Linked DNA regions of Homo sapiens: all the other regions are linked to region 1. A link is an interaction called in ENCODE POLR2A ChIA-PET data of the cell type or tissue named here. Cell type or tissue: MCF 10A. All regions are shown on one strand. Links, peaks and the distances in the headings refer to the core of each region. The heading gives the core; the rest is flanking DNA. Region 1 overlaps RAPGEF1 (Rap guanine nucleotide exchange factor 1). Region 2 overlaps RAPGEF1 (Rap guanine nucleotide exchange factor 1). Region 3 overlaps RAPGEF1 (Rap guanine nucleotide exchange factor 1).

Region 1 (10,950 bases), core at 1,066-9,065:
TGGAGTGCAGTGGTGCAATCTTGCACTGCATGCTCTGCCTCCTGGATTCACGCCATTCTCCTGCCTCAGCCTCCCGAGTAGCTGGGACTATAGGCATGTACCACCAGGCCTGGCTAACAGTGCACACCCTCTTAAGCATCACATGAAGGATTAGACTGTTCACATCCATGTTGAAGTATAAAGAAGGAAGTATAAACTGTAAATGGGATCCACCCTGCTTGGGTGAAGAGAGAGAAGAGGCAGGACAGAGGGGAGCGGGAGAAGTCACACCATCCCAGTTCATTTGAATGCGAGGGATGACTGCTGACATATGAGGGCTGGTGTTGAGAGCCTCCTGACCCTGTTGAGCTGTTCCAGGTGAGCTAGCCAGGTGCAGCAGCTTCCTGTTGACTTGTGTCCCCATCTGGGGACTAAGAAGGGCTTTCTGCAGCTCTGGCCATCACACAGCTGTGAAGCTGTTTGGTTTGACCACATGTGAATGCGGGTCAGGCCCTGGCTTTTCTCTTTGGTCCAGAGCGCAGTGGGTGCCTAGGTAATTTGCAAAGGGCAGGTAGTTTATCTGATCCTGCCTGGCCACCTGGAAGGTCTTTAGCAAGGGAACTGAACTTTGGCCTTGTTAAGTCACGTGCAGCAATAGTAGACAGAGTGAGAGCCATGTAGTGCAAGGTGCCGTGCTATTTATTTGGAGGGTTGTTTTGTTTGGTTTTCTGGTTTGTTTTGTTGTACTAAATTGCTGGAAAAACTTGACAGAGGGAGTGCTTTTTATTTTTAAAACTACAGGTATTTATTTTTCCATTGCGTAGGACAGTGTTTTGTTGCTTAATTTTCAGCCAATTTCAAGTATTTCTGCTGTTACTAAAAGAAGCAGTCTTCTTCCTGGGATATTTTTGTTGTTGGTTGGTTTCTTCATTTGTTGAATATATGTTTACTGATTATCTTCTATGGGCCAACTGCCATGTCAGCACTGGGAAAACAGGCATGAACAAGACAGGTACAGTCCTCAGGGAACTTGTCCCCCAAGCCTTTATTTTTTTGAGACAGGGTCTCGCTCTGTTGCCCAGGCTGGAGCGCAGTGCTCACTGTAGCCTCTAACTCCTGGGCTCAAGCAGTCCTCCCACCTCAGCCTCCTGAGTAGCTGGGACTACAGGTCTGCACCACCATGCCCAGCTAATATTTTGTAGGTAGAGACAAAGTCTCACTCTGTTGCCTAGGCTCCAACTCCTGGGCTCAAGTGATCCTCCCGCCCCAGCCTCCCAAAGTGCTGGAATTACAGGCATGAACCACTGCGCCCAGCCATACTTGCATTCTTGTGAGGAGACAGGTTTAAATAAATCGATTAATAAGATGTTTTCAGACACTGGAACTGGTTGTAATAATGCTGAGATGAAGGAAGACTGCCAGTGGGCTTTTTTAAAAAAATAGCTTTATTGATATATAATTCACATATCATACAATTCATTCAAAAAGGGTACAGTTCTTTTTTTTTTCTAGTAATTCACTGGGCTATACAACCATCACCATATTCTAATTTTAGAATACTTTTGTACACCAGGAGAAAAAACTCCATACTGATTATAGCAGCCCCTCTCCATCTCTGCCCCGTCCAGTCTTAGGCAACCACCAATCTACTTTCTGTCTCTATGGATTTGCCTATTCTGGACATTTCAAATGAATGGAATCATACAATATATGGTCTTCTGTGGCTGGCTGCTTTAGCTTAAATAATGTTTTCAAGGTTCAACTGTGTTGTAGCTGATCCGTACTTAATTTATTTTTATTGCCAAATAATATTCCATTGTATGGATATAATACATTTTATTTAGTCATTCACAAACATGGACATTTGAGTTTTTCCCACCTTTGGCTATTATGAATAATGTTGCTGTGAACTTTCCTTTGACTTACCTGTACAAGTCTCATGGATTTAGGCTTTCATTTCTCTTGCAAATCTGCCCAGGAGTGGAATTTCTGGGTCACATGTCAACTCTGTGATCTTGTGAGAAACTGCCCGACATTTTCCAAAGCAGAGAAACCATGTTACATTCCTACCAGCAATGTGTAGGGCGTTCAGTTTCTCCAGTCCTCACCAACACTTGGTACTGCCTTTTTTATTAGACCTAGTGTGCGTGAAGCGTTACATTTCCTTAATGGCTAATTATGTTGACCGTCTTTCCATGTGCTTATTGCCAATTTGTGTATCTTCTTTGGAGAATGTCTGCTCAGACTCTTTGCCCATTTTACATTGGGTTACATGCCTTTTATTCTAGAGCTGTAAGAATTTTGTAATGTTTTCTGTATACAAGTCCCTTATCAGGTATAGCTGACCCTCCATATCCGTGGGTTCTGCAGCCTCTGCTGATTCAGTCATGGTCAGAAATATACAGGGAAAAACAATAAAAATAACAGTGTAATAATGCAGATTTTAAAATAAAGTATAACTATTTACATAACATTTACATTGTATTTGGTATCGTAAGTAACCTATAGATGATTTGAAGCATGTGGAGGATGTGTGTCATACACAAATATTCCACTGTTTTATATAAGGGACTTGAGCATCGTGGATTTTGATCCCCGCAGAGGATCCTGGAACCAAGCCCCTGAGGATGCTAAGGGATGGCTGCATATGATTTTTAAATAGAGTCATGCTCTGCATAACGACATTTCAGTTAGTGACAGACCACATTATAACATATGTAGGGCAGACCACATTATAATCTTATGGTCCCATAAGATAATCATAAAGCTGAAAAATTCCTGTCGCCTCGCCTGATGTAGCCATCATTACATCCAGCGCAATGCATTACTCACCTGTTTGTGGTGATGCTGGTGTAAATATATAGCACATATGGTTATGTACAGTACGTAGTACTTGATAATAAATGACTATGTTACTGGTTTATGGATTTACTCTACTTTTTATCATTATTTGAGAGTATGCTTCTGCTTACTAAAAACAAAAAAGTTAACTGTAAAACAGCCTCAGGCAGATCCTTCAGGAGGTGTTATAAAAGAAGGCATTGTTATCATAGGAGATGACAGCTTCTTGCATTTTATTACTCTGAAGACCTTCCAGTGGGACAAGATGGGGAGGTGGAAGATGGTGATACTGATGATCCTGCCCCCGTAGACCTAGGCTGATTAATGTGTGTCTGTCTTTGTCTTTAATGAAAAGTTTTAAAAGTGAAAAAAAAATAATAATTTTTTAAATAGAAAAAAGCTTAAAGAATAAGGATATAAAGAAAGAAAATATTTTTGCCCACCTGGGCAACATAGTGAGACCTCATCGCTACAAAAAGTTTAAAACTGAGCCAGACATTGTAGCACTTGCCTATAGTCCTAGCCACTCGAGAGGCTGAGGCAGGAAGATGTCTGAGCCCAGGAATTCCAGGCTGTGGTGAGCTGTGATCACACCACTGCACTCTAGTCTTAGCAAAAGAGTGAGACCCTGTCTCAAAAAAACAAAAGAATAAAAATGTTTTTTTTAAATTAAAAGTTTATAAAGTAAAAAAGTTACAGTAAGCTAAGGTTAACTTACTGAAGAAAGAATATTTTAAAAATAAATTTAGTGAAGGTTAAATGTGCCATGGTTATAAAGTTTACCCTGGTGTACAGGAGTGTCCTAGACCTTCACATTTACTCCCTGATTTACTCAGAGCAACTTCTAGGCCTGCAGCCTCCATTCGTGATAGTGCCTTTCACAGGTGGAATTTTTAATCTTTTATACCATTTACCGTACTTTTCTACATTTAGATATGGTTGGATACACAAATACCATTGTATTACAGTTGCCTGCAGTACTCAGTACAGTACCGTACTGTACAGGTGTGTAGCCTCAGAGCAATGAGCTATTCCATATAGCCTAGGTGTGTAGTAGGCTATCCCATCTAGGTTCATTTGAGTATACTCTATGACATTTGCACAACGAAGTTGCCTAATGATGCATTACTCAGAACTTATTCCTGTCCTTGAGCAACACATGACTGTATTTTCTTTCATCCTGTGGGTTTGTTCACTTTCTTAGTAGTAGTATTTGTAGTGCAAAAGTTGTTAGTTTTGATGAAGTCCAATTTTCTATTTTTTTATTTTGTTACTTGTGCTTTTGGTTTTGTATCTAAGAAAACATGGTCAAATTCAAGGTCACAAAAACTGTTTTTTTCTGAGAGGTTTACAGTTGTAACTCTTACATTTAGGTCTGATCCAGTTCAATGTCAGATAGGAGTGGTGAGAACAGATGTCCTAGTCTTAATTCCTGATCTTTGGGGCAAGTCTTTCAGTCTTTCACCAGGGCCCAGAGGATTTTGAACACCTTACTTCTGATTCAGTCACCGCTGCCAACTCCAGAGCCTTGCACATGTCACTTGTTGCAGTTTCTTAAAGAATGAAGAGGTTGATGCGAAAGGGCCTTCCTTTCCAGTTCTCACATCCTACACATCTGTGATTTGACTGGGTGTTCTTTCTTCTCAGCCAGTTCCCTTGGATGTTAGTTAGATCATCACACAAACTCTGTAAGGACACTTGGGAATATTTGCAAGTTCTTTTTCCATATTTATTTGGACTGCCTTTGATTTCCACAATTCCTTGATGAAAATTGCAAAAATTGAAGCATGTAAGCAGAAATGTTTTGTAATGGATCCATACGTCCTTTCCCTTGAAACTCTCAACAGCCAAGAAAAAAGATGGGTTTGGGGACATTGCTCATTTCCACAAAAGGTCAATGAACCATCGCTTCTTCCCACTCCCATCTAACAGTCAGTACCCTCTTTGTTTTCAGACTCTCAGCGTTCTCATCTCTCTTCCTTCACCATGAAGCTGATGGACAAATTCCACTCACCCAAAATCAAGAGAACGCCATCAAAGAAGGGAAAACCAGCTGAGGTGTCCGTAAAGATTCCAGAGAAGCCTGTGAACAAAGTAAGCTGACTCTGGATGTTTCTCCTGGCCTCACCTGCTTCCAGCAATATGAGTTTGTGCGATTTGTATGTTCCCTCCCTGGGGATTGAGCTTTCAGTGCATCATACCTACTTCGTAGCATTCCATGGGCGGGACCTTTGGTGTCCTTGTAAAATAAGAACCATTAGGATGGTGAGTGTTTGCCACGTTAGCCAAGCTCAGTTGGCTAAGACAGTTCTCCTTTTCCAGCTGTGTCATCCTCTGGGCATTTAAAACAGCTCAGCACATCATGTCCACACCCCAGGCTGCTGCCTCCCTGCCCTGCAGTTCCCTACGTTGCCTTGGCGCACACTCAAACACAGGGAACTCTGTGATGTCCAGAACATCCATCATTTGGCTTTAGGGCCTGTGCTCTGAAACATGCAAACCCCTTGAGACACAGCCAAAGATGTCCTCAAGAGTTAGTGGCCTCAGCAGGGCCAGTCAAGCCAGATATGTTGAAACAGCTATTGACTTTCATCAACCCCTCCCTTCGGCCTCAAACAGCCATTTCAAACTCTGTAGGAATCCAGGTTTCCTCTCTTCCAGGAGGCAACAGACAGATTTCTACCAGAGGGCTACCCTCTCCCCTTGGATCTGGAGCAGCAGGCAGTAGAATTTATGTCCACCAGTGCTGTGGCTTCCAGGTCTCAAAGGCAGAAGGTCAGTGTAACATTAAGAACAATTGGGTTTGCCTTGCCTTCTACTGCAGAATCCTGGTCCATGGTTTTGGGGATGGAAAAAACTCTATTGCACTATTATTATGTTCAACTGGGTGGTGACCGTGGGCTGAATTGTTCAGGAAAGAGTCCAGGGGACCTTGGATAAAAGTGAGAGTTTATGCAAGGTCCCATGATCTTTGGAGAGAGCTTTGTGGCAAAAGCTTAGGGATTCTTTCTGGGGTTGGTTTGGGTGTGCTGCTTGGGTCCAACGGGTTCCAGGGGATGTGGGCGAGTCTCATCTCTCAAGACCAGCTGTTCCTTGAATTGCTAAGATGATCTGAATAGTTTAGAAGGGAAAAGGCTTCTGAAGCCTCCGAGTGCTTTCTTACCCATCTCACAAGGCTGGTGGAGTGCAGTGAGACCGCCGCATAACCAAGTGCTCTCAGAGCCCCAGACACCTGTGTCCCTAACATTTATGGAGCCTTTTCTTGGTCCAGTGCTGAGTGCTTTACATGTGTCCTCTTACTTGTCTTCATAGCAACCCTGATGTGTGAAAAGTTATTTTGCCAAAAAGGAAACTGGATCTATAGAAATATTAAGCATTTAGCCAAAGTCGCACAGCAAAAAGGTGGCAAAGTCAAGATTTGAATGCAGGCTGTCTGACGTCAGAGTCTGAATTGTCGAGATGCTACGTTTCCTCTTTATGAAAGACAGAATTTTTAATATCTCGTGAATTTAAATATTAATCCTGACTCATTACATAAAAATAAAACTAGGCTGGGCACAGTGGTTCACGCCTATAATCCCAGCACTTTGGGAGGCTGAGGCAGGCGGATCACCTGAGGTCACGAGTTCAAGACCAGCCTGGCCAACATGACAAAACTCCGTCTCTACTAAAAATACAAAAAAAAAAAAAAAAAAAAAAAAAATTTAGCCAGGCATAGTGGCAGGCGCCTGTAATCCCAGCTGCTTGGGAGGCTGAGGCAGGAGAATCACTTGAACCCGGGCGGCAGAGGTTGCAGTGAGCCGAGATCACACCACTGCACTCCAGCCTAGGTAACAGAGTGAGACTCTGTCTCCAAAAAATAAATAAATAAAACTAAACTTAGCAATGTAAAATAAAATAAACCTTGTAGACAGATATTCTTAATCCTTTAGTGATTATCCAAAGTATAATTTCTATGTAGCAGAACTACTGTCACAGCCATCCATTTAATGCCGCTGGTAAACACTAGCCTGTTATTTAAATACATAATTCTTGAATTTTGCAGTTCATCTATTTTTGGGTTTTATGTTGACCAGCAGAATATCTTAAAATTTTAGTTAAAAGTGGAGGAAAATAAAGGTTTTAAATCTAAAAGTCTTTTGTTGAAAAGTGGTTTTTCCTGCCCCCTCTTTTAACGAAAGGTGACTGACAAGCAAGAGGGAAACAGTCAGTGTTTGCCAGATTGATCTAAATTCCAGATTGAAGAAGAGTAATACAGTAGATTTGGTCTGTGCCACAGTTATTTTTTATTGCAATCTGTTTAGTAACCTCTTGTAGCCGAATGTAGTATTAACTACAAGTAGAGTGTAATTGTCATCCAACACTAGTCCAGGCAGTCAGAGTAAAATGATTCACTTACTAACAACGTTATCCTGCTAGTGAATTCTGATATGAAACTGTTCGGCCACTCAATTCCTGGGATTTCCCCCCTTTTTGTTGTTTTTGTTGTTTTTTTGTTTGTTTGTTTGTTTTGAGATAAGAGTCTCACTCTGTCGCCCAGGCTGGAGTGCAGTGGAGCAATCTCAGCTCACTGCAATCTCCGCCTCCCAGGCTCAAGCAATTCTCCCGCCTCAGCCACCCGAGTAGCTGGGACTACAGGCGTCCTCTACCACGCCTGGCTAATTTTTGTATTTTTTAGTAGAGATGGGGTTTTGCCATGTTGGCCAGGCTGGTCTCAAACTCCTGACCTCAAGTGATCTGCCCGCCTCATCCTCTCAAAGTGCTGGGATTACAGGCATGAGCCACCGCACCCAGCCGGGATTTTCCCCTTTATTCATTTTTCCAAGAGAGGTCACAGAGAAAAATTCAGTGCTAAAGTACCGCTCATTTAGTGGGGTGCCTGTAAACCCCAGGGGCCATTTGGCAATGTCTGGAGACATTTTTGGTTGTTGCCATAGGAAGGCAAAGCAGATGTTATTGGCTTCTAGTGGGTAGGGGTTGGGAAGCTGCTAAACATCCTACAATACACAGGACAGCCCCCCACACAACAAAGAATTCTCTGCCCCAAAATGTCAGTAGTGCCAAGGCTGAGAAACCTGTTCTGTAGCAGGGAGCTGTAGGTGTGATCTTCACCCAAGAAGGAATGTTACCCCTTTTTCATCATTGCTCATTAGGAAGGGTTGGATGTCTGTGTTCTGTCCCAAGCCACCTGCGTGGGACAAGTAAATGCGAACCTCTTGCTTCGTGGAGGCCCATGGACAGAACCAGAAGCATTGAGAAACTTCCCAGAGTACGTGGACTTAGAGGATTATGTCCAAGAAACCTTGCAGTGGGTCTGTCATCTGCTGCCCTCGTTGATTATTCATTAGCTCTCTTACCACTTAGGGAGTGATTACGTACATTCTTATTTTACTTCAGGTCATATGCATGGCTTTCCCTGCTCAGATACGAGGGAAATGGAAGTGCAGGGAGATGAAAGTACAGATTCAGATTCGCTGCCACTTCCCGAGGGCTCCTTCTCGCCCCAGCCCTGTCCTGGGTGGTTTCAGACATGCTGTCTTATTTACTCCTCACCATAATTGTGTGGGGAAGCTTTTATTATTCCCACTGTGCAGACAGTGTTGGCCCTGGTGCACATTTTCTTGATCAAAATCTGTTTTTCTCACTATATTCTGTTGTCTTCCCAGACTGATTCCACATTAGCAGTCTCTTGCATCTTCTTAGTGAATTTAAAAATTCAAAGTACATTGTGATGAACTTCTAAACTTTTTTGCAACCTTTTAACAAGTCTAGCAGTGAGCTGCAGAGTGTTGAAGTTGTAGAGGAAATTTAGCCATATACTGGGTGTCCAAAGGTATAATTACAATGAGCAGTGAGCAGGGGGTCCTGGGAGGTGTTAATGCCCCATCTCTGAGGGCATTTGGACAGAGATTGGATCCGAGTGCTCTTGGGTGGATTCCTGAAAGCCTTTCCCCTTCAGCTCTTCCAGGGAGATGCTGCTGCCGGACAGCCTGGTGGCAGGTGGTGATTTGGTGCTCTCATTGTAACCAATGTCTGTGTTCGACATGTCTTCTTGCTAGGCCTCACTGTTCTGGACTAATAGGAATAATGTTGCATTGCCATTTTTTTTTTAATCCTGCAATTCTAGTTTTTTATTATACTGATTGTGACTTGCCCTCCCCCTCACTCCCTGGCTTTACCCACATTTTCAGGGTACACTGTCCTATAGTGTGGAAATGAGGCTTATGTTGCTGTGGAGAGGGGAGGCACCCAGGCTGCAGATGGGACAAGGAGTGACAGAGCAAGTCGGGTGTCCCGGCTGCGGCACGGCTGTGGGGAGAGAACTGTCTGGAGAGGAGGGCCAGTTTTCCTCACCCTCTTCCCCGCCATCTCCTGTGGCAGCACATGGCTGTGGAGCCACAGCCTGGGCGTCAGAAATGAATATGGCCCACGGGGCAGGAAAGGCGATGGGGATTTTATGTCCATCTCTGCCATCGGGGTCTTAGTTTACTCGTTTGTTAAATGAGATCTTTTTGACCAGGGGATCTCAAGTAAACTTTTTAACTTCAGCACATTTCTGATCTGGTCTTTATTCTCCTCTCTATCTCTCCAGGCTCTGAACTCAGACAGACCAAGTTCAAATTCCATATCTGTCACTACAGCTGTGTGGCCTTAGGCAAGTTGCTTAACCTCCCCCACGTCCCACTAAGCCTCAGTTTCCCCACCTGTGAAATAATAGTATCCACTTCACAGGGTGGTTGTAACCTTTAAACAAAATAGCCTATATAAAATCCATAGCACAGTGGGTGCCTCCATGTCCCCGATGAGTGGTAGCTACGATCTGGCCTCTTTCTTCCCTTTCAGATGTTCCCATCCTAGGCCCTCTTTCTCTGCTTTATTACTGGCAGGTATATGGTCTCTGGTGTTGGTATAGTGCCTGTTAAATGTTGTGAACCACTTCATATGCTTTCTCATTCAGTCCCCCACAGTCACCTCTTTAGTTACACGGGGCAGATGTTATTCTCCCCATTTTGTGGGTGACAAGCCCAAAGCCCAGCAGTTGGCTTTGTCTCTAAGCCATCCCCAGACACGGACAGCCTCATTTAGTTTCCAGGCTTATGTGGACCAATGATGGCAATCCATCCCCCACAGCAGGAGGGGTGCGCAGGTGAACGCACCTGCCCTCGGGTTATGCAGCGAGGCAGCTTCAGCAAAGCCAAGGCATGGAGTCCCCAGTCCGAGCCAGTGCTGGATGTGGCTGTGTGGCTGTGAACTCTCACTGCTGGCTGCATTCACAAGGATCCCCAGCTTGACAGCTGAAAGGCTGGAGAATGCACAACACCCAGAGGCCATTAATTCTGGGAGTAGAATCTGAGTTCACGGAGGCAGCCTGGCTGTGCTACATTGTTGGCTCCTTTAGGAGGAGCCCAGGACAGCCTGACTCTTAAACAGCTGATTTGATCTCTCTGCAATGACAGAAAAACTCTCTGCTCTGAAGTGCCTTGCCACTTTCGAGTGCCTCCCATCTTCAGATTAGCCACTTTCTCCCTGTGTGACCTGATGACACATTTTCTTAAAATGTTTCCTGTTCCTCAGCAAGTTTCATCATTGCTGGTCTCTAACACTTTCTGATGTGCTAAGGTGGCAGTGTTACTGTCATAGTCCTCTTCTTGCCTGGTTGACCATGGCTTTAGGCACATCTGAGGTCTGTCGGCACTGCGACTCCTTCACACTCAGGTTCCTCCCTGCCCCGGGCAGATGACATGAAGCAGAGAGCTCTTGTCCACGAGGTGGAAAAGTAAGCGCCCAGCCTCTTGGAAACAGACCGTAAACAAATCTGTCAGGTAGTGAAAAGAGAAAAATAAAGCCAGGGTGCAGGACCCAGGGATGGGGATGAGGAAGGGCACTTCCCCCACCATGGGAGAATTGTGTCTTCTAGTCTGCAGGACACCTTGTGGGAAAGACTCAATGAAAGAAATGACTGGGTCTTTTGTGCATTGTCTGACTAAAGTAGCCATTTATATATTTTTCTTTTGACATTCCCATGAAATAAAAGCCTCTACTATTGAACATTTTTATATTTAAAATGATATTCTGCACCTTTTTTTAAACTTTATTTTTTTAATTGAGACGGTGTGTCACTATGTTGCC
Region 2 (10,950 bases), core at 2,617-10,616, 63 kb before region 1:
GTGTTGCTGACAGGGTCATCTGGGGCCAGGTGGTCGCTGTCCTGAGGACCTGCCGGGTACCCAGAATGCTGCCTGCCTGTTCGGTGGCTCTCAAACGTCAGCACCTGGAGGTTTCTGGGCTCTGGCGCCTGGTTTCTGATTCAGTAGGTCTGTGGTTGGGCTGAGAATGAGCATCTCTAGCGAGTTCCCTGGGTGACACTGCTGGTAGAGGTGGGGGGTATCTTTGGAACCACCACTCAAAGTCTGGAGAGGAATTGGAAGGGTCATAGGGACTTACCTGTAAGATAAAAGGTTGCCCTTATAATAATAATGATGATGATGATGACGTAACAAAGAATTTCTGTGCAGTAATGCCAGGAGCTGTGCTATGTGTATTTAATCCTCTCAAAAGCACTGGAAGGAGGTGACAGTGGCCTCATTTTACAGATGAGAAAACTGAGGCCCAAGGCTGGGCACGGTGGCTCACGCCTGTAATCCCAGCACTTTGGGAGGCCAAGGTGGGCGGATCACCTGAGGTCAGGAGTTTGAGACCAGCCTGGCCAACATGATGAAACCCTGTCTCTACTAAAAATACAAAAATTAGCTGGGTGTGGTGGCCCATGCCTGTAGTCCCAGCTAATCGGGAGGCTCAGGCAGGAGAATCGCTTGAACCCAGAAGGGGGAGGTTGCAGTGAGCTGAGATCGTGCCACTGTACTTCAGCCTGGGTGACAGAGTGAGACTCTTGTCTCAAAAAAAAAAAAAAAAGAAAGAAAGAAAAGAAGAAAATATAGCTGTGTGGGCAATAGTCAGATGAACTATTCCCCTAACTTTGCCCCAATTCGGTGTATGACTATGTACAAATCTTAACTCTTTCAGATCTCAAAGAAAAGCTCTGTGTCTTAGTTTCCTCCTCTGTAGAATGAGAACAGTAACAGTATCCTTCTCTTATCGTGAGGATCTAATGCAACCACGAGAGTAAAATACACAGAAAGGAGCCTGGTACTGCATGGGCTAAGTGCCTAATGAACATCAGCTTACTACTATCTCTCCGGGTGACAGAGTGAGACTGTCTCAAAAAAAAAAAAAAAAAAAAAAAAAGCCCTGAAGGGTTTATGTGACTTGTCCAGCTGGGTTGAAGAGCTAGGTTGAAGCCGCTGCCCAGTATTGAAACAAACCCTTATAAAATAGAGAAGTAGCTTAATAATAGCCCCAAAAAGACATCACAGACTGAAGACTTTTCTAGTAGTATAAGTACACGTGAACAAGAAAATGGTGACACTTCTGCTTCCAGTTCATGCTTCTTGTCAGCAGTATTGCGAGGGAAAAACAACAGTGATCTAATGAGCCCTGACAAGAGATGGCCAGAAGCTGAGCAGTTGGGAAGAAAACTCTTTGGTGAATCTCACTCTGAATGTATATTGTGCCTTGGGATATTAGCTGATTAATTTGGATGACATATTAGTCATGATAAGCAAGACATTTACAAACTAAGCATCCAGAACGTGAAAACTAAAATTTTGCCAAGCACCGTGGCATGTGCCTGTAGTTCCAGCTACTCTGGTGGCTGAGGTGGGAGGATCACTTGAACCCAGGAGTTCAAGTCCAGCCTAGGCAACATGGTGAGACCCTGTCTCACACACACACACAAAAAGCCACAACCTCTAAAATTTAAATTATATCTGAAGTCACGCAGTACTCCCATGAGTAATTTTACAGCATCAAGTGTACGTGCTCTGTAAAGGGTTTCATCTCAGCCTTCTGTTTTGGGCTCTTCTGTCTCCTGAATTGCCATTTGGGAACAGGCAGCCTAGTCCCGTGGCACTAAGCCAGCTAGCTAAACACTGGTCCTTCTCAAATGCATGTTTCCAGCCCCTCTTTAGGACATTATGCACCTGAACCAGAACTCTTGGTTCTCCCCTTCACTCTCTGCCTGGTAACTCACCTTGGGTTCCCCTATCACAGTAAATAATGCCATTTTTGATCCGATTGTTCAGGCTTAGAAATCTTGGTTTGGATGAGAAAACAATGAGGGTGTCCTTGCCTCCTCTCTCCCAGCGCACATCCAGTCCCTCGGTAAACCCCTGCGATTTACTCCAATAAATCCTGACTGGTCCTTCTTAGTACCTCCTCTGCTGACCCCTTACTCCAGGCCACCGCCGTTTCTCCCTGGACTGCCCCATGCCTTCCTAACCGGCTTCTTGGTTTCTTCTCCCAACTCACAGCCATTCATTCTGCATTTCACAGCCAGAGTGTGAACTGGATCACATGGATCCTCTTTATGATTGCCTGGGGCTTCCCCACACATGTGAAGCGATCCGAGGTCCTCGACGTGGCCTGTGTGCGCCCTGGACTCTGGCCCTTAACTCACTCCCTGACACCCCTCTCCCCGTCACTGTGTCCCAGCCACACTGGCTTTTGTGCTCTTCTTCCAGGTGTTCCTTTCCCTCAGAGCCTTTGCACTTGCCGTTCTCTTACTGGAACATTCATTCCCCAGATATTGTAGGGCACCTGCTGAGAAGCCATGGACAAGAGCCACGGTTTAAAGGCTGCTGGTGCCACCGTTTGCTGATCATGTGATCTTGGGAAAAGTTGCTCACCCATCTCCTTTTAAAAATCAGTTTCTCATTGATAAGATGGATCCTGCGGTAGGGTTTTGGTGAGTTCATGCTGGGGAGTACTCGATTGGAAGAACTGGGCAAACATGAGTTCCTCTTCCTGTGTCCTTTGCTCCCTATCCCTAGCTGCCTCACATCTTTGTTCAGATGCCACCCAGAGAGGTCAGCCCTAACCACTGGGCCCAGAATAACAGATAGGGTGCGCATCACTTTCTGTCCCTCATCCCCCGCTCTTTTTCCCCCTTTAAATGTAGCCTTTTTTTTTTTTTTTTGAGACAGTCTCACTCTGTTGCACAGGCTGGAGTGCAGTGGTGCAGTCTTGGCTCACTGCAACCTCTTGGGTTCAAGCGATTCTCCTGCCTCAGCCTCCCCGGTAGCTGGGATTACAGGCATGCACCACCATGCCTCGCTAATATCTTGTGTTTTTAATAGAGACAGGGACCATGTTGCCAAGACTGATCTTGAACTCCTGAGCTCAGGCAATCTGCCTGCCTTGGCCTCCCAGAGTGCTAGGATTACAGGTGTGAGCCACCGCGCCTGGCCTATTTGCTTCTTTTTTATGATATTTTCCCTCATTGGGAGGTAAGCTCCCTGTCGGCTGCTATTTCACCAGAGCCCAGAATGGTGCCTGGCACATAGCTGACGCTCACTAATTTTTGTTCAGTGGATAGTGAGTACCCATTGTGTATGGACTCCACACCTCTTAAGGGAGACAGGTGCATTTTTACAAGCTTGAGGAGCACAGCCAGAGTGCAGGCTGTGACCGTGTTCATCCTCATGCAGCTCAGTGCAGAGGGCCATCAGCAGTGAGTGGCTCTGTCAAGTTTATCTGGAGGCGGGGAGTTGTAAAGGGCAGAGGCATCACAGCCTGGAGGCTGAGGTCAGCGGGCTGGCCAGGAGAGGGGCTGGAGTCTTCCCCAGTGCGGGCATTACCCCTTCCAATACTGCCATGGTCCAAGTGAAGCAGAGGCTGTGGGACCCGAGGCTGTGGGACCCTCAACACTGATCTTTGAGAGTCCACTGGATGTTGGCTGTGAGGTTTCCTTTGACTCGCTGGAGAGGAGGGACAGGAGCTACAGTGCAGGCAGGCAGGTGCACGGCTATGCACAGTGTCCAGTCGCCGTGTGAGGAAGTGGGAGATGAAGGTGGGAAAGGTAATTTGGGGCCAGACTCCAAAAGGCCTTGAATGCCAATCCACGTACTTAGGACTTCTACCTTTAGTATTACAGGAAGCATCGAGGGGTTTTTATTATTTTATTTTTTTGAGACAGGGTCTGCCTCTGTCACCCGGGCTGGAGTGCAATGGCGCGATCTTGGCTCACTGCAACCTCTGCCTCGCAGGCTCAAGCCATTCTCTCACCTCAGCCCCCCGAGTAGCTGTGACTACAGACACACATAACACAATGCTTAGCTAATTATGTTTTTCCTTTTTTTGTAGAGACAGGGTTTTGCCATGTTGCCCAGGCAGGTCTCAAACGCCTGGGCTCAAGTAATCAACCTACCTCTGCCTCCCAAAGTGCTGGGATTACAGGCATGAGCCATAGTGCCTGGCCACATCAGGGGTTTAAGAAGCATTCTCCTTACATATTTAGACTTTCCACCAAGTCTTCCAAATTTCTCCCTTTCCCATACTGAGGGCTACGTTTAGTTCCTGGCCAAGTCCTGACTTTGTAAAGAACAACAAGTAAACAGCTTCTTCAGAAGGCTGGATGCTGAGCCCTGATTGCCCTTCAGTGAACCAGCCTCATCCATGAAGCTTCTTGAAAAGCCAGAAACTGTATCATTGGGGGGGTCCTTGAAATCTGAAGCAAGGGACAGGTTCTGAGCCCCTGTGTTTTGCAGATTAGGTTGCACAAGAAAGATGGGCTGGTGACTTTGCAGTTCATTTCCGTAGATTGTCCTTCTAGGCCTGCCTGGATAGAAGCAGCCTCGTGTGGGATCCAGCAGCAGTGGCCAGTGGGATGGGAGCCAGCATATGTAGTTGTTGACACATCCCCTGCAGACGTGGGTCGGCGGGCTAGCTGTGGGAGAGCACTGCAATGGGAGTCAGTGACTTGGGGCCTCTAGCCTCCTGTGAAAGGTCTTTTTTCTCTGGACCTCAGTTTCTCCATTTTATTGTAATGAGTTGGGCTAGATCAGTAGTTCTTAACCTCTTTTTTTTTTTTTTTTTTTTGAGAGGGAGTCTCGCTCTGTCACCAGGCTGGAGTGCAGTGGTGCAATCTCCACTCACTGCAACCTCCACCTCCCGGGTTCAAGTGATTCTTCTGCCTCAGCCTCCCGAGTAGCTTGGGAGTACAGGTGCTCACCACCATGCTCAGGTAATTTTTGTATTTTCAGTAGAGATGGGGTTTCACCATCTTGGCCAGGATGGTCTCTATCTCCTGACCTTGTGATCTGCCCACCTTGGCCTCCCAAAGTGCTGGGATCCTAAGTACAGACGTGAGCCACCGTGCCCGGCCATTCTTAACCTCTTGAAACTCCTTAAGACTTTGGTGAAAGCCATAGACCTCTCTTCCCAGAAGAATGAACACGTGGTTTGCCGGCACCTTAGGAACCCCCAAAGCCCATGAGACAAAGCCCTGGATCTATAAGGCCCTGTCCCATCTGACCCCCGGCCTTCCCCTGGGCACATACCTCCAGCTACACAGGTCTTTCATACACACTGCCCCTTTGCCTGGTCCAGCTCTGCTCATCCTTCAAGTCTCACCCTTCCCTGACTTCCAGCTTAGATTAGGTCGCCCTGCTAGACATGCGTCCCCCACCCTGAATTTAGCACTGATCACCGGGATAACTAAGTGATTCTTCGTGCATGTTATCCGACCCTCCCCAAGCTCCGTGTTGGTATTTGTTGAGTAAATCTCTGAGGCCCCTCCAGCTATGACATTCTGAGACTGATCTATAAGTTTGCAGATGTGTCATAAGAGAGTCCCTGAGCTTGTATTTCCTATGACATTCGACACGTGGTGGCCTTTGCCTTCGATGATTTCCTCCAGGCCTGGACAGGAAAGTTACTTCAAAGCAGTCTCGGCCAGACTCGGTGGCTCATGCCTATAATTCCAGCACTTTGGGAGGCTGAGGCTCGAGGATCACCTGAGGCCATGAGTTTGAGACCAGCCTGGCAACCAAGCAAGATGCTATCTCTACAAAAAATAATTTTACTAATTAACCAGGCATGGTGGCAAGTGCGTATAGTCCCAGCTAGTCAGGAGGCTGAGACAGGAGGATTGCTTGAGCCCAGCAGTTGGAGGCTGCAGTGAGCTGTGATTGCACCACTGCACTCCAACCTGGACAACAGAGGGAGACTGTCTCAAAAAAAAAAAAAAAAAAAAAAGGCAGAGTCTAGAGGACCCCAGAAGACAGAAGAGTGCCTCCCAGACTTTCTGCCTCAGTGCTTTGCTAGGCCTGACCTCCAGGCTGGTCATCGCTTTTGTTTATATTCTGGGCTGAGCTGGAACTCACACTTGGAACATTCCCACAGTGCTTGGCGCTTCCTCGTATTGTTGTATTTTTCTCCAGGAGGGAAGTGACCAACATCAGACTTTCCTCCCAGCAGACAAATTCCATACACAAAGCTTTGTGTGAGCTACCGGGTACCCGCCTGAGAGCCCAGCCTCTGTTTCTTTGGTTCTGGGTGGGTGAGTGTGCACATTACAGGGATCCACGAGCCCTTCCCTTCTGAGCCATTTCTATCTAAAAAAAAAAAAAAATCTCCTTCAAGAAGTGAGCACCGCCTTGCAGGATCCTGACTCAGAGTTCGTCTGGAGCCAACAGCGTCTTGCGTGTAGGGACAGGCACTCCTTAAAATGTTTCCTACTTCAGTGGCCACAATATTACCCCTCTGGCTTATGTCATGTTCCACAATCAAAATATCATTCCTCCTGGAGTCCAGCTACTCGGGAGGCTGAGGCAGGAGGATCACTTGAGCCTAGGAGTTTGAGGCCACCTGGGCAATATAGGGAGACCCTGTCTCTTAAAAAAAAAAATTATTCCTGAGGTACAGATGTTTGTAAGATAAATTTTATTTTAATTATACTAAGAGAATGATTATTTACTAGAATATTGCAGTGGATCTTACTCTGATATGGGGGAGAAAATCCCTAGTGAGGGTAAATAATTTTTTTCAATGTATTGTATCTAAAGCTTGGAGATTTATAGGTAATAATAATAAAAACAGTGACAGCTATTCTCATTGAGTATCTGCTGTGTACCAACAAATTTTAAACATCTTTATTTTAGTTTAGTTTTTTAGAGATGGGTTCTCGCTCTGTGGCCCAGACTGGAGTGCAGTGGTGTGATCACAAATCACTGCAGTCTTGACCTCCTGGGCTCAAATGATTCTCCTGCCTCAACCTCCCACCTCAGCCTCCCAAGTCTGAATTCTTATTTAACCTTTAAACTACCCATGAAGTAGACAGCATAATGGTACACATGAATGTATGTGAAAATACAAGGTGTGGAAAGGTTTAGTTTCTATCCCAAAGTTGTTCAGCTAGGAAGTGCCCCCATAGATTCAAACCAGGCCAGCTGGCCTTCAAAGCCAATTCCTTCACACTGCCCTCCTGCCTCCTCTGGTCATGAGGAAATGGGTAGCAGAGGTTTTCCTAGCCAAGGATAAAGATTTGGGGGCTGGATCCAGCCCTCCAACTAAATGCCTAGCGTTGATCCCTGCCCCTCTCTGAGGAATCTGTGAAATGGGGAAGGGAGTCGCTGGAGCAGATGATCTTGTGGATCTCCTTGGGTTTTACAGAGATTTGAGGCTTGGAGTAGTCATACCTGAAGGAGTGACCTTGATAACACATGGCCAGGTCGGGTCTGATTGAAGGCAGTTCGTACAGCCACAGCGTTCTCGGCGTATTTGTGCAAGGCTTGGAAACTCATCACAGTGGCTGTGCAGTCAGCCTTCTGCTTCTGGTAACAGTTCACTTTTGATTCTTCCCATTTGTGAAGAATCAGAAAAATTTTCTGTTGTCTCCCTGAAATGTGGACTGGAGATGGGTCGCTTGCCCATCTTGGATTGCAAGCATATTGGTCTTTGGGGATGGCTCTATGTTTTTTTGTTTGTTTGCTTAGTCTGGGACACTGCAGAGGGGATGACTGTAAAAGACGCTTTCTGAGCTGGGGATTAGAGAGGAATTCTTAAGATTAGGTTATTCTGTTGCTCTCCCCCTCCCCCTACCCCTGAACAGTTCACATTGGAGTTATTTTGGGGGAGCCATGATTGAGAAGGGTTGGACCACAGGGTCCTCATTTCAAAGCTGTTCTCTCAAGGAAAAATGTCCAGTTCATTCTAAAGGTTCATCAGTATATTAGTTGTTTGGAACCTAGGATGCGTTTTTTCATGGAAACACAGTTACAAATGTGTTGGCCCCCAGCTGAGAAACGAGAGAGGGCACACCTGAGCCCAGGTTCTGTAACTGTGACCCATTGTTGTCTGTGTGCACAGGCGCCAGGAGGAGCTGCCCCAGACACGGCTCCTGACTTCAGGGGCTTCGCACTCCTGATAGGGAAGAAATTCCAGGGCCCAGAGTGGCCTGAGCTAAGGAGTGGGGAAGTGGAGGAAACAGCGCCCCAGCCGCCCATACCCTCTGACTCTTGCTAGGAGAGGAGAGGTTGTTTATGGATTAGAAACTCTGGTTAATGCATTCCAGGGGGTGGGGACAATCAGTGTGTGTATGTTGGGGATAATTCTCATTGGTTTATTCTGTCACCTATCCACTCATTTATTCAACAGAGAGTTATTAAGCACCTACTGTGTGCCAGGTATTCTGCTGTGCAACTGTTAGTTTTCACTGGACCCCTCTCGCGTGGTGGGGGTTCCCTGTGCTTTATTCCAGTTTGTGGCTGCAGTTTAATCTGGGGAGGAGCTTGCGGGCTCTGTGAGGGAAACAGGGAGCCTCTGCACCCATGCTCTTTCCTGCCACCTCATTGGAGACGGTGCGACAGACACATGCCATTTGCTTTGCCAAGTTTGGACTCTCAGGCCGTGATTTTGCAAAAATGATCTCTGTATTGGTAGATCAATTATGAGGCCTTAAGATCTTGTAGAGATTTGGATTTTGGTTTTTGTCTGTTTTGCATAAATTGGAAAGATTATTTCCCCTTCCTTCAGAAAGGAAGGGCCTGGTTTAACACAGTGGCCCACTGCGCCCAGAAACTTAACAGAGCATTAAGTGCCTCTTAAACTTGGTCTCTCTGGTTCTGTGGGTCTTTTTTGGAATGTTGTCCCAAATATTACTCCGGTTCTATACTTGCTCCCATTTTGTACCATCCAACTCTGTAAAATAAATTTACTTTGGTGCTTTTGACTAAATTGACCGAAGCCAGATATCTGCCACCTAAGCTAATGTATTTTCCGTCTACAATTATAAAAGTGATGAAGGGCTGGGCGTGGTGGCTCACGCCTGTAATCCCAGCACTTTGGGAGGCCGAGGCGGGCGGATCACTTGAGGTGAGGAGTTTGAGACCAGCCTGGCCAACGTGGCAGATCCCCCATCTCGACTAAAAATACACAAATTAGCTGGGTGTGGTGGCGCACACCTGTAATCCAGCTATTCAGGAGGCTGAGGCAAGAGAATCACTTGAGCTTAGGAAGCAGAGGTTGCAGTGAGCTGAGATTGCACCACTGCACTCCTGCCTGGGTGACAGAGTGAGACTCTGTCTCAAAAAAAAAAAAAAGGTGATAATAGGCACAGTGCAGTGGCTCACACCTGTAATCCCAGGACTTTGGGAGGCTGAGGCAGGAGGTTCACTTGAGACCAGGAGTTTGAGACCAGCCTGAGCAACATAGGGAGACCCTGTCTCTACAAAAAAATTTAAAAATTAGCCAGGCGAGGTGGCATGCACCTGTAGTCCTAGCTTCTTTGGAGGCTGAGGGAGGAGGATTGCTTGGGCCAGGGAGGTTGAGGTTGCAGTGAGCCATGATTGCACCACTGCACGCCAGCCTGGGTGACACAGCAAGACCCTGACTCCAAAAAAAAAAAAAAAGTTAAATATTCACCAGGGACCTCCTGAGTGTCAGGCAGCATGCTACGTACTTCACAAATGTTCTCTTTTGTTTGATTCTTATTACAGCTGAGGAGGTGAGACTGGAATTATGCCCAGTTAACAGATAAGGAAACTGAGGCTGCTGTGCTCAACTGGCAAAGCCAAGGGGAAGAGCTAGTATTTGCACCCAGGCTGGAGTGCAGTGGTGTGATCTCGGCTTACTGCAGCCTCCACCTCCCAGGTTCAAGTGATTCTCCTGCCTCAGCCTCCCAAGTAGCTGGGATTACAGCTTCGTCCCACCACGCCCGGCTAATTTTTGTATTGTTAGTAGCGACAGGGTTTCACCATGTTGGCCAGTCTGGTTTTGAACTCCTGGCCTGAAGTGATCCACACACCTCAGCCTCCCAGAGTGCTGGGATTACAGGCGTGAGCCACCTCGCCCGGCTCAGAGCCTGCATTCTTACCCATATTATGCTGTGGGGATTCTTTAGGGGCTTTTATAACCTCAAACTCTGGGACTGAAATAAATGAAATCTTTTCATCCACCTCGACATTGTCTTCCTTTTTACCAAGAATATGTGATTGATTTCATTCCCTTCTTTTCTTCTAGAAAACCCTTTGTTCAGAATTTAGGTAGCGTAGCACTTTCTCCAGCAAAATTGTTCCCAAAGTGCAGTGGGAGTTTGGAGCTTGGGGTTATAAATTCTTAGCTGTATTTGTCCCCAAGGTGTTTTCTTCTTTGGAGACTGAGGTGTAGCAGTGTTTTGATGTTTTGTTTCGTTTTGTGTTTCCCTTGGAAACACAGCATTAGTGAAATCAGCTTGTTTTCTCTGACAGTACTTGTTACGTGGTGCACACTGGTCTGAGCGTGGGACTCTGAAATAGAAGGCGTGGCATAAGGGTCTGTATGAAAATGTTTCTCCTGGCATGCCCCAGAATGGTTCATTTATGACTTTCAGCATTTTGATCACCTGATTCCCCATTTCTCCTGCGGAGAAAAGTGGTATTAAAAGTATTTGGACATAAAATTCATCTTGCAAGCCGCTGTTGTGCTGATGAGTAATAAAGTGTCAAAAGGATGCTGAGGAAAGAGCTTCTTAATATAGACCATGCCTGAGAGGCACCGGTAGGGCGATAACAAGCCCTTTCTTCTGATTTCCTCCCTGGGGCCAAAGGGATTTTGAAAGGCAGAAGGCAAAGACTTGAGAATGAGATTCCTCAGGCTTCCCTTGTGAGGCTGCCTGGGTTCTGCCGCTGGGTGGTTTGGGATGTCCAAGAGATATCCCCTTTCAGCCAGTGACTCGGTCCTCAGTTGCTGCTCCGGAAAGACGCTGGGGCTGGGAAGGGCCCTGTGTCCTCTGGCTTTAAAAT
Region 3 (10,950 bases), core at 457-8,456, 54 kb before region 1:
CCCGTCTCTACTAATAATACAAAAATTAGCCAGGCCTGGTGGTGGGCACCTGTATTTCCAGCTACAGGCATAAGGCTGAGACAGGAGAATCGCTTAAACCCAGAATGTGGAGGTTACAGTAGCCGAGATTGCGCCACTGCACTCCAGCCTGGGTGACAGAGTGAAACTGTCTCAAAAAAAAAAGAAAGAAAGAAAAAGAAATATCCCAGGTCAAAGCTTTGATATCTAGGAGTTTGAGGCTTTTGTGATATTTTTTGATTTAGATAATGTTATTAACAGCTTTTAAATATATAGCACTTCCAAAAGTTCCAAAGTACTTTCAAGGTACTTTCTGTAAAATCTTTCATTTATCCATCCTGGACACCCAGGAAGTGGGACAACAGCCTCTCTTAACACCTACTCTGTCTCTCTAGGGCTTGGGGTCATGTCAGCTTGAGGAGGAGGAAGTTGGCAGGGCCACAGAGCAGTGCAGTGGTACATTTGGAGCTCAAGGACCTTTAATAGTGTCTCAGTGCAGGACAGTCTGTTGACGCACTCAGCGGCCTTTTATCACAGTTATTGACCCAGGAGACCGGCCGGCTGGCAGGCATGCCAGAGATGACATATGCGAGACTTCACCAGGTCTTTGCCTCCTCTTGCCAGAAGAAGTTGCGGTAGCATTTGATCAGTAGCAAGACAGTTTTTTCACAACTGCATATATGGGTGTGTTTATGAAAAGAAAACAAATAACTGGAAGAAAATGCATGGAAATATTAAGAGCAGTTGCTGTTTGTCAAATCATAGATCATTTTCTCTTAAAAAGAAAGTAGGTGGGATGCTAATTTACTGTCAGGTTCCAGCCCTTCTGACTTTCTGTGAGTCATTCTTTTGTCTAACATGTTACTTTGGAAAGGGTACTCCTTAGCAATCCTTGATTGGATCCAAGTTTGAACAAAACGGCTATTAAAGACATTGGGGGACAGTTCGGGAAATTTGAATATGAACTCCATGGTGGATTATAATGAGGAACTGTTGCTCATGTGATTATGTGTGAAACGGTGCTGAGTCATGTAGGAGTGTGTGCTTTTTTGAATAGTCATGCTGAAGTATTTAAGGGTGAAGAGTTATGCTATCTATAATTTACTCTCTAAAATCATAATCACTCTGTGATTTTCCCTGTATACACGTTAATAAATTTGTATGCCTTTTCTCCAATTAAAAACAATACTGTAATCCCAGCACTTTGGAAGGCCGAGGCAGGCAGATCACATGAGGCCAGGAGTTCAAGACCAGCCTGGCCAACATGATAAAACCCCATCTCTACTAAAAATACAAAAATTAGCCAGGCGTGCTGGTGCACATCTGTAATCCCAGCTACTCGGGAGGCTGAGGCACAAGAACTGCTTGAGCCCAGGAGGCGGAGGTTGTAGTGAGCTGAGGTCATGCCACTGCACTCCAGCCTGGGCAACAGAGAGAGCCTCTGTTTCAAAAAAGAAAAAATCAAAATAAAAAAACAGGTTCAGCAAAATATACTGTATAAATAAATGGGGACCTAAGATAAGCAAAATGGGATAAGTTTAACAAGTGTTAGAGTCCAGGTCATCGATATATGAGGTTTGTTATACTTTCTTTCATGTATTTTTACACATTAAAATAAAGAACCAGTTCTGACTGTGTCATACATAGTACAGTGTCTTCAGAATGGGCCTTAGCAGACACCGGTATTTACTGAAGCAGACCAAGATGCGGTACTCTTCTGAATTCAGCACCGTGTGGGCTGGTGTCTCCAGCCAGCCAGGAGAAAATCAGCATTGATCCAACTACTTAAAAGCACCACTTTTAGAATAGAAATTTAATATGTTTACTTACGTTTGGATTGTCTCTGGTTCTCCTTAGAAAACCATGAGTTAAAATGTCTGAAGATTTTCATTGGAAGCAGCTGGGTATACAGACAGACAGGTTTGATGTTTTATTTTGTGGTTTTGTTTAGTTGTGTTCAGTAATTTAAATGAGAAGAGTGGTAGGACCACTGTTGGTAGTAGGGATTTCAAGATCCACAGTGAATTGGAGATTAAAGAAGAGAACAGAGCAGTTCTGGTTTTTAAGCCTTCACAGGCCCCACTGACCAGGAGCACATCTTTGGCGCATAGGGTTTTATTTGTTTGGGCTGATAGACCCGGGGACTGCGGTCCAAAGTCCATCTCAGAAGGAAAAGCCGTTTTTCATAGCGCATGGTGTCCTGCTGAAGAGCCGAAATAACAGGGATAGGGAGTGGTCCTTCACAGTTTATTTGTCTTTTTCTTGAAAGGTTGCTTACATTTTGGAAATGGGATTATAGAACAGTGTTTACAAACTGGAATTAAAGATTCCCAGGCACACTGGATGCAGTGGCTCACACCTGTAATCCCAGCACTTTGGGAGGCCGAGGCAGGCGGATCACTTGAGTTCAGGAGTTCGAAACCAAGACCAACCTGGGCAGCATGGCGAAACCCCATCTCTACCAAAAATACAAAAAATTAACCAGGCATGGTGGCGCGCGCAAGTAGTCCCAGCTACTCAGGAGGCTGAGGTGGGAGGATTGCTTGAACCTAGGAGGCGGAGGTTGCAGTGAGTCAAGATTGCACCATTGCACTCCAGCCTGGGTGACAGAGCAAAACCCCTGTTTCAAAAAAAAAAAGAAGAAGAATGTCAGGGCACCACCATGACCCTGATCTGCAGCCCACATTCAACGTGGTTGTGAAATCTTGGTGGGTGGATGATGGCCCCAGGTTCCAGGGCAAAGTAGCATGGTCTGTGTCTAGTTTAGGAACAAGTGAATGGGAATCCTGGGCATATCGTTATGTGGATTTGCTACAGACAGTTGGGACAGACCAGGCGGCCCCTGATTTCTGCCCGGATTCCCCTGTGTTAGGAGCTCTGGAGAATAAGACTTTAACCAGAGCCAAAGATGATCATGATTAGGAAGGGCAGGCCCAGAGTGCATTCCAAAGGCAAATTTAAAGGAAACTGTTATCTGCCATTTAGATCATTTACGTGTGTTTCCATGTCCTACACCTGGGGAGTTGAAAAGCCGCAGAGGCAGAACACTAGTGTGAAAAACATGAGTCTTACAGCCTCCACCTGCTGTCACCCTACAGAGCATTTGATGCCTGCTAGAGAAGCTTCTCTAGTGATTTGAGACAGTGTGGGACACATACCCGATGAGGGGACCATTATACTGTCTGACTTATGGTTCTGGTTTTTATTTTTTGATAGCTCTCAGGACCAACCCCAAACAAGAAAATGTTTTTTACATTAATGGATGCTTCTCGTGGTCGAGAAATCTGACTCATTTGTATTACCGCAGTGAGTTCCAGCAGGCCCCAAACAGAAAAAAATAAGATGGGGAGTGGGACGAAGCAGTGGCTCAAGTGTGACCCTGAGAGTTCCAGCCAGAGCTGTGGCCCAGCCTGCTCTTTGACCTTGAACAGATGCATTTTCTAAGGCCAAATGCCCTCGCTTTCCTCGTCTACAGTGGCCTGTTCCAAATGACTGCATCTTATTGTGTTATTTAATTTACATCCATGGTTTTTTTTTTTTAATTGATCTGTTTACCACTTGATTGTAAACCACCTGAGGGCGGGCAGTCGCAGGGTTCATTGTTTTGTCCCCAGCACTTGCACGGTGCCTGGCACATGTGCCCTCTGTGAGTGCTCCCTGGCTGCAGTTTCCCTGCTGGTATGAAGAAGGGTAGGCTTATGCAGGGCATGGTGGTTCCTGGTGCACAGTGCACAGTGGACGTGCAATAAATAGTAGTTACCAGTGCCAGCAGGTGTCTTTGGGACTTGGAAGGTGGCAGGTGGTTATTTGGGACCTGGAAATGTTCATTCTTAGCCTTTAACTGCCCAAAGTAGTAACACTGGAGAATGAAAATAGGTACACCTTCCTCTATCCCACAGCAATTCTGAGTTTACAAACAGTAAATGTGTTGATGATTGTTCAGTTGCAAATATTACTTCACAAAAGCCCCTCCTAAAGAATCAACATTTAGTTGTTGATTCATACAGCTGGAGGAAACTTTGAAATTTAGAGCTAAATTGAACTTCTCTGAAATAGGCTTATAATCCTGCCCTCCCAGAGGTAGGCAGGCAGGCAGGCACCCTGCCTGACTGGCTCCTTTCCTTCTTTCCTTTCCTTTCATTCCTTCCTTTCCTCTCTTTTTTTCCCTCTCTTTCGAAATGATTTGAAGAGTTGCTTACAGTGTTCATTTTGGCTCTCGGGAGTACAGCACTGACAGAAGTTTCCTTGGGAATTAAAAATTGCAGCAGTAATTGCAAATTGAATTGTTATCTCCTTCAAAAATCCCAGCAGCTCCAGGCCATACCAGCCTGGTAAATGGAAATGTTAATGATTTGCATGTTTGTACACAGTGTGGGTGTGAGCGAATGAAATTAACACCCTTAGTAGAAGAGCTGAGTATAAAAAGCTTCAGCCCACAGACCTTGGCAGATTGTGGGATTTGCTGTGCTGGAAGCAGATTGGCAGGCCCAGGTGGGGCTGGGGGTGGCAGGGGGTGAGTTAAGGATTTGCCTCAGTTTTGAATGCCAGTGGTTGCTCTGCCATAGGGGCAAATTTAGAAATGTTTGGATTCCAGCCAGCAAAGGTGTTTAGACTTGCCTCTGCACACTAGATAGCAAAGTAGCATCTGGGGCAGCTGGATGCCCGTGTGCCAGCTAATTAATATTGATCCAGAATGCACAAGGGCTGGGTGCTGCAATAACCACCGGCTCAGTGCCTTCTAGCTAATAAGTAAGACAAGACAAATTACTTCACATTTCCAGGCCTGTGTCTTGATCTCTAAATGAGATTAATAATAATGCGTACTTTGAAGGACTACCGTGAGCACTAAATGAGATAATTCACATAAAGGGGTTATAGCCCTTAGCATACAGTGAGCATTTAATGAATATTAGTGATTCTTGTTATGCATTGCATAGTAAAGAGAACCCTGGATTTACCAGATCCATGGACATGGATTATCTGCCTGGCTTCATCCCAATCCCAATGGCTGTGTGAGTTTGGGTAATTCTCCACCTGTTTCTGTCTCTCAGCTTAAGGTATCGCATGCCTGATGGTCTTGAAGGACCCTTTGCAGGCTGTGCATCAATGACCATCAGCAGTGGTCACTGCCTTTCATATGTGCTAGCTCCTGGAGCATTCAGTACCTGCTTAGACAGCATCGGTTTGGCTGAGCTGAGGGATCATAGGAGTGCTTTTTATGGTGTTGAATTTCTTTGAAAATTTCTTTAGAACTCTGGAGCCCAGGTGCCAGGGTGGAGTCTTTGTTCTCCCACTTTCTAGTTGGCTGTCCTTCAGCAAGTTACTTAATTTCTGGGCCTCAATTTCCTCATCTGCAAATAGGGCCCACTTCATAGGATGTTGTGAGGATGAAGGAGTCTGTCCATGCAAAGTGCTTAGGACAGTGCCTGGCGTGCAGTCAGTATCCAGTCAGTTTATTATTGTTATTGCTTTTAGGCCACATACAGAGAAGTTACATTTAATTTTGGTTGAAATGATGTTACATTATTAAAGAAAAACATTGGAACAAACGGACAAAATGCAAACAAGAAAATGCATGTTGAGTGGCTAAGCCTAAAAGACATAAATGACCGGGCATGATGGCTCACACCTATAATCCCTGCACTTTGGAAGGCTGAGGTAGGAGGATCACTTGAGCTCAGGAGTTCAAGACCAGCCTGGACCACACAGTGAGACCCTGTCTACAAAAAATTTTAAAAAATAAAATTAACTGGGCGTGGTGGCACGCATGCAGTGGCATGGTGATGACTCACTGCAGCCTCTGCCTCCTGGGCTCAGGTGATCCTCCCCGCACTTCAGCCTGGGTGAACTGAGACCCTGTCTTAAAATGAATGAATGAGTGAATGACCTAAAACATAGTGAGGCGGCAAAAGTGTTAGTCAGTGCCATTATTCTTTTTCAGAGCGGCTGCACGATGCATATTTTTCATAGAATTGTCATCGTATGCAAATAATTTTGCTTTTTTTTCTTTTAATTTTATGCTTCTATGTGGTCTTAATAACTGCTATGACTATGACATTCCATCATGTTACTGTTCCATAACTTATGAAATCATTCACCTGCTGTTGAATATCGAAATTATTTCCACTTTTTACAGGTCAGGCAGCAGTAAGTAGCTTCATTAATATAGTTTTGTGATTCTGTTGGATGATGTCCTTAGGATAAGTTCCCAGTGTAAAGTTCCCAAGCCAGGAACATAGAAATAGCTTTAAGGATCTTGCCTTGTTGTTTTCCAAAAGTGATGCATTTTCATGAGTGATGTATAAATTTACCAGTTACTCTCAAGCACATCAGCACTGAATATTATTTTGAAATCGTTCCTCTTGTAAAACTTAAACTACACTTACAAACACCATTTTGATGAATTATCTGATGGCACGGGACTCAGAGAAAGGGTATGGGAAGTTCAAAAGCCATTATCGGTGTTAAGAATCCATTTTGTTATAAAATTTAATTTCCCACAGTCATTTGCTTTGGGCTTGACTCAATCTCATTCAAGTGCTGAGTTTCATAGAAAGGAGACATGAGGCTTTATTTAAGCGTACCCAATTACCATCACAACTTTTTGTCTTCTGCCTTCCAGAGAGCAATGATTATTAAATACTTGAGTTTCTTCACATGAAAGAGACAGAGTGAGCCCAGAAGTGTTGTTAACATTGTTAATGTAATGCTTACTGTTAGGCAGCGTGACTAATGACCCAGCAATCCCTCTTCGCTGCTTCTGTAGAGAGCTAACCATTTCCCTAACTGCATATGGATGACAAGAGCATCAATTCAATTGTTAGGAAAATAGATACATTAAACAGTTTGCTGGGAGGGTAGTTTGAATCAACTAGTGTAGAACGTCAGGGCGTTGGAGTGAATAGAACGGACAAGGCCATTGGTTCATCAGTGAGGTTAGAGGCCATATTGGGATGTAGTCATAAACTGGTTCAGGGTAGGAGAGAAAGGTAAACAAAAGATTATTTAACATGACTTTGGAATCACAGACATCTTGAGCTAGAAGAGAAGAGTAAAAATCTCAAATTATTCCCTAATTTTGCCAATGAAGAAATTGAGGCTTCTAGAAGTGAAGTAACTTGTCTGAAGCCCTGCAGCTAGAGTGTGGCTTTGTGTCTCCTAAGTTAGGATAGCAATATAACAGTGATATAATAACGCATGTAATAATATAAAACCATACAACATACTGTATATGTTATGATTTTATATTTACATGTTACAGAATATTCAATACATTGTATATGCAATCCATTATGTATTGTATCATATATAACATATGATGCAATAATATATGTAACAATGATACAATAATAACATATTGGGATACAGTATTACAATAATGCCAGTGGCTTCCTATTTGCCAGGCATGGCACTGAAAGGTCTGTGTATATTAGGAGCTTCCATTTGGGAGCAGTTGACATGTAACTAAAGTGTCCTGGAAATCGGTTTTTTCTTAAGTGAAAGATCAGATGTTGGAAAGGGAAACCCTAAGTGTGACAGAATTTTTCTCATGAGAAGTATGGGTGTAGTTTTGGGTGTGGGTAAGAAAAGGGAAGGAAACTTCATTCTGTCATCAGATACCTCCAAATTTAGAACAATATCTATCCGTAGCCATTGGTTTTCGGATATGCTTTACCCTGGGAACGTGCGTAAAATACATTTCCGTGTTTGGCTATTTCTTTCCCAGCTGCATAGAGGGTGTCACCATTATTTTAGATAATAGCCATGGCCAGTGCCCACTTTAATCACTTTTCCAATCACTTTTCACTGATTGCTTCTAAGGCACTTGATTTCAGATGTCACTTTTTGCTGAAATACCTGGATAACTGTTTCAGGGGGCCTTGTGGACTACCGAGAAGTTTGCCTCCAGGGGTTGGTAAACTTCTAAAAGTGCCAAGTCATGAATATTTTATGCTTTGCAGGCCCAAGAAGCAAAAGTAAGACTATTATGTAGATACCCATAAAACGATTTAAAGTGAAATCATTTAAAAATATGAAAACCATTCTTCACTTGCAGGCTACGAACAAGCAGCCTCCTGTTTGACTGGGGTTGCTCAGCGAGCCTTCTGGCTTCTCCGGCACACACACATTCAGGTCTCCATCTATGCAAATGGAGACCTCCTTCTTCTTCTCACCACTGTAATAAGGAGAAAACAGACAGTGGAAGGTTTGTAGAACCTCATGATTGACTATAGAGGCTTTCAGCATTTTTCCTTTACTATTAAATGGGACACTGTACTAAAAAAAATTCTATTGTTTCTATATTTGTTCATTTATTGATTGGATGTTCATTCATCCAACAAATGTTTATTGAACAGGTCCTGTGTCTCCACTGTTCCAGGCACGGGGGATACCTAATGAGGAAAATAAGACATCTCTGCCCTCTGGAGTTTTTAGTTTACATATGAACAAGTATAATATGTAGGCTTTTGGATGACAGGTATCATATAGAGGAGCCAGGGAAGGGGACAGGATGGACAGGGGAAGAGGGTTGTTAGTTTTACATGTGATGGAAAGGGAGAGTGATCAGAAATAAGGAGCAGAATCCTGTGTGTTGCAGATGTCTGGGCAGGCGCGCTCCGGAAAAGGAAGAGGTGGCGCAGAGGCCCTGACCTGGGAATGTGTGACTAGGGCGGAGGCTGGAGACCCATGGCAGATGAAGCCAGGCCTTGAGATGACTGTAAGGACTTGGAAGGGAGAGCCAGTGGGATTTACTGAGGGGTTGAGTATGGGGTGAAAGAGAGAAAGAGTAGTCTAGGACGACCCCAGTGGTTTTCTCCTGAGCATCGGAAGGTTGACTTTCGAAGCAGGAGAGCTTCAGTGGCACAGATTGTGGGGGATGATTGGGGCTGTGTGGGTACAGAGTGAGTTTGAGGTGCCTGTCAGAGAGCTACAAGGAGGTGGCCATTAGGCCATTAAAATCTGGAGTATAAAAATCTGGAGTTCAGAAAAGAAGTGTAGGCTTTTTTGAGAGTTGTTGACATAAAGATGGTGTTTAAAGCTATGAGACTGGGTGAGATACCAGCAAGTAAGTCAGAGAAGAGCAGGGGCCAAAGCCTGAGCCCCAGAGCACTCCAGCATTAGGAGGTGGAGGAGATGAGGGAGCACCAGCAGAAACCTCGAAAGACCTTCCAGGAAGGTAGGGGGAAAGCAGGAGACTGGTGTTCAGAAGCCAACTGCAGAAAGTGTTCCTGAGGAGGAGGCAGAGAGGGGGCTTCGGTGACACATGATGCTGACTGGGTCAAATCCCTTGAGGACCAAGACTTGGCCTTGGCATTCAGTAACATAGTGGTCACTGGAGACCTTGACAAGAGGTGTCAGTGGGGCCAGGCGCAGTGCCTCATGCCTGTAATCCCAGCACTTTGGGAGGCCGAGGCGGGCGGATCACCTAAGGTCGGGAGTTTGAGACCAGCTTGACCAACATGGAGAAACCCTGTCTTTAGTAAAAATACAAAATTAGCCAGGCATGGTGGCACATGCCTGTAATCCCTGCTATTCAGGAGGCTGAGGCAGGAGAATCACTTGAACCTGGGAAGCAGAGGTTGCAGTGAGCCAAGATCACGCCATTGCACTCCAGCCTGGGCAACAAGAGCAAAACTGCACCTCAGAAAAAAAAAAAAAAAAAAAAGTGTCAGTGGAGTGTTGGGTGTGAAAGTGTCAAAGAATGAGCAGAGGAGAATTGGCCACAGGGAGCATGGGCGTTCTTGGAGTTTTGCTGAAAGCGGGAGTGAAGACACAAGGTGGTAGTTGTTAAGGGTATTGCGGTCAAGGGAAAGTTTTTTCATAAAGGGTGAAATAATGGCAAGGTTGAATGCTGATGGGAATGACCTGGTAGAGATGGAAACATCGCTCAAGACCAGGAGAATTGCCGGACGAGAGAGAAGTCCTGATTATCAGCTGTGGTGCATTGAGTATTTACAGTCCTTGCTGACAAATCACCCCGCTATTTAGGGAGCTTAAATAACAACTGGGCACCTAGTTTACACTTCTGCAGCTGGCAGTTCAGGCTGGGCTGCTGGGCTCCTGGTCTTGCCTAGGGTTCCTCAAGTGTCTACAATCAGCTGCTGGGAGGGCTTATCCCTGGGCCTCCAGCAGGCTAGCCCAGGGTCCCTCCCGTAGTGGGGTTGCTCACCTGGTCGGGGAAGGGGGGCAGCCCTGAGGCCCCAGGTCAGAAGCCGCACAGTTACCTCTACTTTATTTCATTGGCTAAAGCAGGCCACAGGCCAGCCCAGATTCAAGGGGAAGGGAGAGAGAGACCTGCCCCCTCCTTCTACCCGCCCTTCTAACAGGAGAGTGCAAAGTCATCTTGCCAAGCTGTGGGTATGAGGAGCAGGGAATCGTTTGGCCATTACTGCAAACAATTTGTCACAGCTGTCTGTGAGCTAAGCATGTTGCTTTCAATCATCACAAGAGTTCTTTGGGGTAGGTAGTATGATTGTGATTTTACAGATGAGAAAACCAGGTCACTGAGCATCCAGTAACTTGCTCAAGATCATGCAGCTAGTAAGTGGCAGAATTGGGACCTAAACTGGTCTCTGACGTCAAAGCCCCTTTCTTCCCTATTTTCCCTTCCTGCAAGTGTCTGTTTACAAGGGCAGACTAGAGGGCCCCTCCTCCCTTTGCTTGTTAGGCATGGGAATAATATTTTTGTGGATGATGATTATCTCATAATCAGGGTGGACTGAGGGAGGTGATCATCTTGTTGTGGCTTGCATGTTTACTGTGCGGGGATTGGACAGCTGTATTTATGAGAATCCCTTTGAGGTCACAGTGGTGTGTTATTGACACAGATTCATGTCTCTGCTCTCAGCTGGTCCCTCAGTGCCCTTTGACAGTCTTTGCCCTTGTCCTTGGTCAGCTGACTCTCCTGTCCAGATAGTCACACATGTTCCC

The links. Peaks named below come from ENCODE experiments on the same cell type or tissue, not always from the same donor. Only the 100,000 strongest peaks of a DNase experiment are listed, where the experiment ranks them.
Region 2: POLR2A ChIA-PET joins it to region 1 with 34 read pairs; 13 of 35 experiments call an interaction of 5 or more read pairs at or near these places.
Region 3: POLR2A ChIA-PET joins it to region 1 with 22 read pairs; 12 of 35 experiments call an interaction of 5 or more read pairs at or near these places.

The regions. Positions count from the first base shown.
Region 1 is chr9:131,644,774-131,655,723 of GRCh38, reverse strand. RAPGEF1 (Rap guanine nucleotide exchange factor 1) reads left to right here. Exons shown (of 27, transcript NM_001377935.1): 2 at 4,775-4,914; 3 at 5,482-5,595. Among named protein-coding and RNA genes, the nearest start is that of RAPGEF1, 90 kb to the left of the region's middle. RefSeq lists an enhancer at 1-441. In MCF 10A, for the core only: no CTCF peak of the experiment used is centred there; DNase peaks (open chromatin) are centred at 3,943 and 5,193.
Region 2 is chr9:131,709,682-131,720,631 of GRCh38, reverse strand. All of the region lies in intron 1 of RAPGEF1 (Rap guanine nucleotide exchange factor 1), which reads left to right. Among named protein-coding and RNA genes, the nearest start is that of RAPGEF1, 25 kb to the left of the region's middle. RefSeq lists enhancers at 7,563-8,062, 8,063-8,564, 10,422-10,521, 10,431-10,950. In MCF 10A, for the core only: no CTCF peak of the experiment used is centred there; DNase peaks (open chromatin) are centred at 6,091 and 6,361.
Region 3 is chr9:131,697,975-131,708,924 of GRCh38, reverse strand. The region is part of intron 1 of RAPGEF1 (Rap guanine nucleotide exchange factor 1); the gene reads left to right. Among named protein-coding and RNA genes, the nearest start is that of RAPGEF1, 37 kb to the left of the region's middle. RefSeq lists an enhancer at 947-1,006. In MCF 10A, for the core only: no CTCF peak of the experiment used is centred there; a DNase peak (open chromatin) is centred at 4,604.